Regions from separate parts of the Mus musculus genome. Here region 2 is linked to region 1. A link is a contact called in ENCODE Hi-C or POLR2A ChIA-PET data. All regions are on one chromosome and are shown on one strand. Each heading gives the region's core, a stretch centred on a gene start or an enhancer-like site at or near the end of the contact. The rest is flanking DNA. Distances are from core to core; before and after follow the strand shown.

Evidence for each region. Hi-C counts contacts between places; a loop is a spot of excess contacts on that map. ChIA-PET counts read pairs that join two places held with the same protein, here RNA polymerase II (POLR2A).
Region 2: a loop to region 1 is called in a map of heart, with 6 times the contacts of the local background. The contact joins the promoter of Plcl2 here to the enhancer-like site in region 1. A Hi-C loop is called at or near these places in 10 of 37 maps with a recorded cell type or tissue (T-helper 17 cell, T-helper 2 cell, heart and 3 more). POLR2A ChIA-PET finds 5 or more read pairs at or near these places in 1 of 5 experiments (embryonic stem cell).

What each region holds. Positions count from the first base shown.
Region 1 is chr17:50,468,974-50,473,611 of GRCm38, forward strand. No RefSeq gene overlaps it. Among named protein-coding and RNA genes, the nearest start is that of Plcl2, 38 kb to the right of the region's middle. Within about 2 kb of position 1,992, at least 2 of the 3 ENCODE cell types and tissues checked have a DNase peak (open chromatin) inside an H3K27ac peak, as active enhancers do; they include heart, where a contact is called at or near this core.
Region 2 is chr17:50,507,386-50,512,023 of GRCm38, forward strand. Plcl2 (phospholipase C-like 2) reads left to right here and starts at 2,162. Exons shown (of 6, transcript NM_013880.3): 1 at 2,162-2,552. The coding sequence starts at 2,223.

The DNA.
Region 1 (4,638 bases), core at 742-3,241:
ATGCTCTTTTCTTTTATCAGTGAGCTAAAAGGTCAGATGTCTAAAGGGGTTCCACAGCTGGATCTAAACCCTAAACAAGCCTTTGTTTCTGTTCTGTTTGCTCTGGTACATACTCAGTATTGTTGGTGGGAATTAAGTTTCATGCAGACATTTTAGCACACATGGAAATGAGAAGAGGTGTTCCTTGTTTTCTTTTCCTCCTCAGGCTAGGCTAGAAGGATGTCTTTTCCGAAGTGATAAACATGCTGTGTCCAGACCCAGAGAAAAGGAACTCTGAACTCATAGAACACATTTCTAAAAGTGTGCCCATGTGACAATCGGGACAGCGGGGAGGTCTTTTCAGCATGCTCAGTTCCTACTGTTGGACTCAAATAGCACTCTGAGGAGAAACCCAGGACAGGCTGCCTTTCCTTTCTTCCTGTGAACCACTATTTCTGCCATGCATGAAGAAGTGATGCCGGGGTTCTGGGTGGTCTTTTATGATCCACATTGACAGTTAGCTCTCATTTTTAAAAGGTCATTCAAAAAAGCAACGATTAAAACTTGACATTTCTTTTTTTTATATACAGTATTTTCATAGATTTTAGGGTTTATTTTGTTAAGTAGAATTCCCATTCTGATCTTCATAAAGCAATCATGGAATCGTGGTATTTTTTAAAATAAGCCTCTCCAGATTCTTTTTACTTTTTAGCATAATGCTCCAGAAAAGAGAAAGTCTTTACCAAAAAAAAAAAAAAAAAAAAAATGTTGTGTTTGCTATCCTATAGTCTACAGTTGTAGCTCAGTTATCAAAATGAATGCTCTTTCAGAGTGGTTGTACTTATTTATTTATTTATTTATTTACTTACTTACTTACTTAGTCTGCTTCAACGTCAACATGAAAATTAAAATTCAGGGTCAGTTATTGCTGGGGAGTGTTCTCCACGATGTAATTTGGTTGCTAGGCAACCTGTGGGCGGATATTAGCGAGAGGAAGAGAGCGCTCCTCAGCCTGCCTTCAATAGCAGTATTGCCTTTCATTTCAAACGTGCTAAATAATAGGGCCCTGCAATTTGCCTCCCTTGCCCCGTGCTGCTTACTTTTCCTCTTGAATGGAAAATTAATCTGGTTTAGTGCGGGTAACATTTGCAACTGTACTTCCTCTCCCAGGCACCGAAGGGGATGGGGGTGGTTCATTCATTTTAGTTGTGGGAAAGGCAAACTGCTGCATTTTCGTGGTTTTTTTTTTTTTTCCTCTTTACTTCTCCATTTTTTCCATTGTGGTTGTTGAGAAAACTGATCATGCACAACCTTTTATATAGGATGAAGAAAGAGGAGATGGGAAGCCAGGACCTTATTTATAGGATGCAGCTTAGAGTCTGGTGAGGTCATGAAGTTCCCTCAAGTCTGAAAAGACTCAAGTCTGAAAAGATAGGACGGAATGGTTAGTAAGCCGTGCTTAGGGAACTGGCATGAAGATCAAAGCCACACTTTTACCTCAGCTGCGGCTCCAGCATCCTCTGCTGCACCTCTTCTCAACCTAACACCTCGCACAGAGTTGGTCTTCAACAACCGACCACACAGAAGCCAACATTCTGAGGTGCCGGGCCTGGAAACAGAAAGTTCTCTCAGAACAGCTGCTTGCTGTAATAGTGTGTTCAGAGCCTCACGTCATTTCCTGTCTCAGCAGCTGAAAAAAAAAAAAATCGTAAAAACCAAGGTTGGCAAGCTGTTCTGGCTGCACGCGAACCAGAGTCTGGTTCACCACCGAAGCCCTCCTGTGCTCTTTCTGCACTGAGGAAACCGGCTTTGATCTGCTCTGAGGTCACAACCGCTAGCGAGCTATGTCAGCGCTTCACTTCATTTAGAAGAGATTTAACAGGAGGCCCATGGCTTTGCAAATCTGTTCACCGTGGTCTTGGTCTAAGCATATGAAGATAGTAACTTGAGATTCTTGTTGAGAAATCCCTCTTCTGGCCTACTTTTTTTTTTCTCTCTCTAGGCAGTCTAAATGCTTTCCCTTTAGGGCTGGCATGGATCCAGCCTATTGACTGGCCTCCTGCTGCTGGTAAACTTCCGGCTCTTCCAGTCTTTTCCCTGTGTTCTTCCATACCACATTGCTCGCATAATCTTCTCCAAATTGTCAAGGTTTTCAAAACCTTTTTAAAACCAGATCATTTCCACTTAGTCTTGTTTCCTAGAATCCTCCAGGAGAAGGAGGAGGAGGAGGAGGAGGAGGAGGAGGAGGAGGAGGAGGAGGAGGAGGAGGAGGAGGAGGAGGAGGAGGAGGAGGAGGAGGAGGAGGAAGAGTTATAGTTAGGTTGGACATACCAGGGAAAGAGGACTGGCATGCAGGAGGGACTTAGAGATCTCAGAGCACAAAAGGCACCTTTAGATAACTAAGAGGTGACAGGCAGCTGAGTACAGGAACCGGAAGTAGGTTCAGGAAGAGGTCCAGAGCCGGAAGGCCAGGGGTGCATGCGGAAGTGCAGGCTCTGAGCTGGCCAAGACATAAGACAGGAACCAGGCTTTCTCTTGTCACTCTCCTTTGTGTGACCCTCCCCACTCTTTTCCTTTTAAGTGTCTCAGATGTTCTTTTTCCTTCCCTGAAGCTACCAGTCTCCTATTTTTCAAGTGTTTTGTAAATACCAGGTCTTGACCTATGAACAGGTGGTGGGATCAATGTTGTGAATACTTACCAGCATTTCCAAAGCATCGAACAACAGTGGAATAACACAGGGCTGAAAACATAACTAAGATGCATTGCACTTGCCTAGTATGTTGATCCCCAACACCAAAAAAACAAAACAGTGTCAAACACAGAAGGGACAGAATGATTTAAAACAGAATATGCAGAATCATATACGACAAAATAGAAAAAACTTGAGTTCGAGTTTGGAAAAGCCATTAGGGTAAGCTTTGATCTCACTTATATGAGTGCATACAGGTGTGTGTGTGTGTGTGTGTGTGTGTGTGTGTGTGTGTGTGTTTGAAATGTGGATTGCTGTGGGAAGCAGGCAGAGGACCAGAAGGGAGTCTCAGCAGTCAGGAGCACTAGCTGCTCTTGCAGAAGAGCTGGGTTCCGTGTTGAGCACCCACATGGCAGCTTGAAACTACCTGTGACTTCAGTTCCAGGGGATCTGACACCCATTTCTGCTCTCCAGGAACATTAAGCACACAGGTGGCACAAATACAGATGTGTAGGCAAAACACCCAGGCACACAGAAAAGAACAAAGTACATGCATTTTTAAATGTATGATTTTTGAAAATCATAAAATCACATATTTAGAAGTGGAAAAACCTACACACTAATATGATTGGGTAATGGTTTTCTCAGAAGAACTTTTAAGAGGACCATGTTGATAAAGTTTTAATACGTCTGTATCTTTATATCTAACCCAAACAAAACTATTCTTGAATTTAAAATTCTTTTTTTTTTCTTGGAATTTTCCCTTTGCAAGTTAGCATCCTCCGTGGGGGAAATATGGTTTGTTTCTATCCTCCAAAAGATGTCATAACAAGAAGTTTCCACAACTATTGATTGGAGTTAAAACTTCAGCCATGTCTGCTTGCAGGATGCACATTGACTGAGGTCAAGGAGCTCTGACTCTGGTGGGAAGAAGGTGAGTTTTCCTGACCGCTCTGAGATGCCACTGTGGCAGGCAGGCAGGCAGGCAAAAAGATGTGACATGTAACTGATGTTTGCAGACAGTGGTCGGTAGGTACAGAGGAGCCCATCTTTACTTGACGAGAGACTACTGAGCTTTCTGTTTGCTTGATCTAACATTGTGCTACTGAATGTTAGAATTCACCATTTTTATATAACCTGCAGGCTATTTCATGATCATTGAAAACACCCTTTTCATTGAATTAAAGTCAAATAACAGGCATGTAAAGGAAAAATCCAAACAGCCTCATATTGGGCACCCACCCTTCCCCACCCCGAGTCCCAAGTCTTATGCATCACTCCGGTGACTTTGGGGCTGGCATCCTCTCAGTTTTGGAAACATCTACTAAAAATTTAACGGACATACAAGTCACTTGGGATGTTGTTAATGGAAGCTGTGATTCTGCAGGTCTGTGCAGCTGCTGTGATTGCCATACTTCTAACAGGCTGTCCAGGGATAGCCAGGCTACTGCTCCAGAGCTCAGAGCTGTGTCCTGCCCAGTGGAGTAACCACGCAAACTCTGAGGAACAAAGATAGGAGTGGGAATAGTTTTATAGTTTCTCTCTGGCCTATCCTTTTAAATCCTATGTCACTTTGTACCTCCTCACAGATGTCATTTCTATCATGTGGTGATAGGTTAATTGGGATCAGGTATAACTTTTTTGGTTTATATCTGACAAAATGCTTCTTTTATAGTGAGAGAAGTGGCTATCTGTTTATTCATTTCTTTCATTTATTTATTTCACACCAGTTTTGAATAAGAATGAAAATGAAGGCAAGCCTCAATGTTAAATTATTTCCAAATATTCCAGTGAGAGCATGAATTTGTAGTTTATCACTGTGTCAGTGAAACTGTTCACCTTTAAGAAATAATTAGCTGAGCTGTGTCTAAGAAACACATATACGTGCATAAAGGGAGACATAGAAAGAGGGTCACAGAGAAAGAGACAGAGAGAGAAAGACAAAGACAGAGAAAGAGAGAGACAGACA
Region 2 (4,638 bases), core at 912-3,411, 39 kb after region 1:
GTTCATTTTGAAGGGCATTTGTGAATTAGTTCTGTAAACAACAACCAAACAACCAAACAAAACAACAACCCATTCTGGGTGTTTGACCCTCAGGGTGCCCCTACTTAGCTCAGAACTCTCCAGGAAAGAGCTGAAGAATCTTTGTTAGCTACATCATTTTTTCTTTTGCTACTGTCATGTAAATGTAGAGGATTAGCGTCTACTACAAGAGGGGCAGGATCCTCCTGTGATGACTGAAAACATCAGAATTAGAGAACTTCTACAGGAAGACCCCTGCATTCTATCCTCTCTAACATACTCAAACACAATTATGACTATCAATCTAATAAAGCAAATGAAAAGCTGATTTGAAAGTATTTTTCTGTGAAACTGTCAGAAGACCAAAAATATATTTTGAGGCTAAACTAGGAAGGAGTTAATATGGAGGGGTGAGGCTAAAAAAAGAATTAAAATGTCATCTATCCATAAGAAAACATTTGTTAGTGGGTAGGCCCTATTTGACTTGCCCAGATGTTTACAAAAGCGTGCCAAGGGGATCAGAAGAATTAAAACACCCCAAGAATAACGAAAGGATTTTGATGTCGCATTTGAGGAAAGGGTGGACATGTTTATGAATGTAAAGCTCGTTTCCTTAGAGGCTCCTTGGCAATTTGCTACCATATTATGGTAACGAGGGCAAGGTCTCTAAGTTCTGTCCCAGGGGACTCTCAGGTACTCCTGGCCCAGGGAAAGTGCCTTTCCAGAAGATGAAATACAGTGAGAGAAAAACTGGGAAGCCAGAACCAGGCATGAAACTGGACCTCAGGGTGGCTGGGTTGGGGAGGTGGGTGGAGCCTCTGGTACCACACAGTGCACTCGTCCTGCTCTTCTGCCAATGGCTCTGCCAGGCTACACAGTGGCCCTGCGTTCTTCCTTGGCTCCAGGAATGGAGGTTTAAGGAAAGTATTTGCATATGAGAGCGACATGTTAATCATTGATTTTTGATCCTGTCCCAAACGATGGTCCTGATTTGGATGGTACCCACTAGGGGTTGAACAAGCAAGTCTCTCTAGTGTCAGGTTTAGGAAAGACACAGACTACAATGATAAACCTCCGTGGGACAACCCAGAGGCACCAAATAAACTCTGCGGAGGTCTTCTGTCTCTCAACGCCTGCCAGCCATGCCATCCCTACCCCAGATCCTGGCAACCTGTCGTGCTCATTGAGTTTAGCAGCCCAAGGACACGCAAGAGGATTGGTTTCTGTATGGGAAATGGGTTTGCTCCACTGAGGAAGCCCAGGGGGAGCAGGGTGGGAAGGGAGCGGGTTCCGAATGAAGGGCTGGAGCTGGACGCGAGGTGCAGCGGCCAAGACCACAGCCCCAGGACCCTCAGCTCGCCCGCGGCCTGCGGGTTCGCTGTCCCCCTCGGGATGCCTTCAGGTGACTGACAGCTGGCTGTGGCGTGCGCCTCGCTGAGCCGGCCTAGGAGAGCGACCACAACCGCAACGCCCGTGCCCGGAGCCCGGACGGGTCCCCTCGGCCTGTAGGGGGCAGCGCGAAGCCCGGGAGGCGATGGCCGCGGGTAAGTGGCGGTGGGCCCGGGGGCCATCAGAAGCCGCCCTGGGCCTCGGCTGAGCCCTGAAGGTGTGGGGGGGGGGGGGGAGACTGACGGGCCTGGGCGGAGCCGGGAACCCCGGAGCCCCGCGCGCCGCGCCTCCGCGTGTCGCCAGCGCCGCGGAGTGGGCGCACGTGTCCCTCGCGCCCCGCCGCCGCGAGCTCGTCGGTGAGCGCGGGGCCGGAGGGGACGCGGCGCTCGTCGGTGAGCGCGGGGCCGGAGGGGACGCGGCGCGCGGCGGTGGGCGCTGGCGCGCGCGCGTTATTTTTGGCGCCCGCAGCGGCGCGTGTGCCGGGGCGTGTTTTCCTTCCCCAGGTGCCGGCAGCGGGGGCGCCGCCGCCCAAGCTGACTCCTCTCTCCTCTCTCTCTCCCCGACCCCGGCAGGACCCCAGAGGTAATTCCGCCTGCACGACGTCCTTCGCGCCGGAGGCGAGCTCGCTGCACGCGCCACATCCCAACCAAAAAGAGAAAGAAAAAAAAAAAAAAGAAAAAAAAAGAAAAGAAAAAGCGGAAGAAGCGGCCGAGGCGGCGGCGGCGGCGAGGAGGAGGGGCCGCGCGCAGCGGCCCGAGGCGGCGGCGGCGGGGACGCGGGGACGCGGCTTTGTGCAGGCGGGTCGTGGGGCGCCCATGGCGGAGTGTGGCCGGGGCGCCGCAGGAGGGGCCCTGCCCACCTCCCCGAGCCCGGCCCTAGGCGCCAAGGGCGCCCTGAAAGCCGGAGCCGGGGAAGGCGGAGGTGGTGGCGGGGGAGGTCGCCTCGGCCACGGGCGGGCGCGCTATGACAGCGGCGGGGTTTCCAACGGAGACTGCAGCCTCGGCGTGTCCGGGGACGAAGCCCGGACCAGCCCTGGCAGGGGACCTCTAGGCGTGGCGCTCGCGCGGACCCCTAGCCCAGCTGCCGGTCCGGTCCCCAGGGACAGCAAACCGGGCGGCCTGCCCCGCCGGAGCAGCATCATCAAGGTAAGTAGGAGACCCGCGCGCGTCCTTGGGCTCGCTTTCCCCGCCCCGGAGAAGCTGTGGCGGAAGGAGGCGATGCAAAATGAGCCCACTGCGAAGGGGAAGCCAGGGTGTAGGGGTGTTTGGAGTGCTGGAGCAGGGATTGGAAAGCTGATGGCATTGGGAAAGAATGGAGAGGTGATCTGAGTGTGCAGGAGTGCTGTGCTCTGACATCCCCAGAGCAACTTGGGGCTGTCACCTCTCTCCAGATTGACTTGGAATTAAATGGCCTTGTACCTGCCTGGGTAGGACAGGCTTTTCAGAGGCAGCTTAGCATGGTGGCACACTCCCTGTAAGGTTTCTATTGTATTTTAAAGGACAGGGATCATGTGAAAATATTTTCTCAAAACCCCAGGCAATGAACATATATTATTTAATAGATTTCTTCTAATCTACTGGGTAATTGGTTGCCCCTTGCAAGTGATTGTATTTGGGGAATGTAAATACCTCTCCTTCAGTTACTCGGAGAAAGGGAACATAAACACAGATTTCCTCTTTTTTAGCCTCAAAAGCTCTGAGAGAATACAGTTCCGCACAATTTAATTCTTTCCTAGCTGCTATAAGCAGGCCTCTCCAAATTAGCAAGTTTCTTTGGAATGGTTTTTGCTTGTTTTTGTTTTTGTTTGTTTTGTTTTTCATGGTGCTATTTAGAAAGCCACCAGTTGTTTTGTGAATTTTAAATTTCAAGAGGTGACATTAAGAGTTTATGGTGGCTTCCTTCAAACATTGCAGTGTAGTTGCAACATAAAAATATTTCTTGTGACTCGAAGTGAAAAGAGAAAGTTGATAAGCTACGAAAAGTAGAACCTTGAGCCAGATCAGCCCATTTGGCTTGTTCAAATATGGAGCAAATATGGAATGTTGCTTTTTGAGACATGAAGGAGTTTTTAGGACAGGCCAGTGAGTACTGTCTGGTGCTAACTCATCCTGTTTGTGGCTGACAACCCTTAGGAGACAGGTCAGAATGTGCCAACAGCACAGAGTTGACACTGGTGGTATTTGAAATTCAGAAATGCTCAAGTACTGTGAAGGTGCCTCTGGGTTATCATCATCTGCAGCCATCTAGTGTAACAGACCACTTTGGTGCTGTGTAAGAGGCTGTTGTGAAACTGCATCTAGCCTTGTCATCTGCTTGCTCAGGTTTTGTGTGGACAGGGCACAGTTGAAGGGCTTAAAGATCAAGTGCATTGCCTGTCTCTAAAGATCAAGTGTATGGTCTAACTTTTAAACCAAGAAAAGCGGTGTCCGTTTTTTCCTGCTTGTGTAGCTCTTAGTGATGGATATATCTTCTCCTTCTAGTATGTGGTTTGTTTCCAGGAAAGTTGTCTTCGAGTATATATGATTATTGATCCTATTTGCAGAGCTATGCAACATTCCTGTTTTTATTGGTTAAATATTTGTGGTGAATTTGCATTGTGATATTAATAACACCTTATGTGAAAGTTTTAGATAATATACCGGTTTATGTAATTTTAACAACCTTTCCCCTCAAGGATTTTTTTTGGTGGCCAGTTTTCACATTTAAAAGGCCATGCTTCACAGAGAAGGACAGTAACAGCAGTAGGGTTGTTCCCTGTGACAGTTGTGAGAGCCAGGAAAGAAGTGCGGCTTGCCTATTTGTGACTTACAGAGTCAAGACTGACCATTCCTGTAAAGGCACATGGAAAAAATGGTGAATTTTTCAGAAATAACAAGTTGAGGAATGGTGGTGCTGCTTACTTTGAACTCTGAGTTTCAAAGTTATGTTTCATCTTTCTCTATTCCTCAACGAAGCCAATTAACTTTTTATCCACCATTACATCCCTAGATGCACAGGGCTAGAGGCTCATAGTAGGTGCTCAATAAATTACTTACTGTTGGGTCCGAGGAACGATAAGGAAGTATGTGTTTTCTCTAACTTTTGTTAGTTTCTGAAACAGGTGGTTTTAGATTTACCAGTCATATCTTGGTATCTTGTACCACATAAGACAGCTTGACATATTCCCCTTTCTGGTCATTATGTTCAGCTTATTTTTGTCTTAACCATTCTTGAAAATCATGGAAGTAGTGT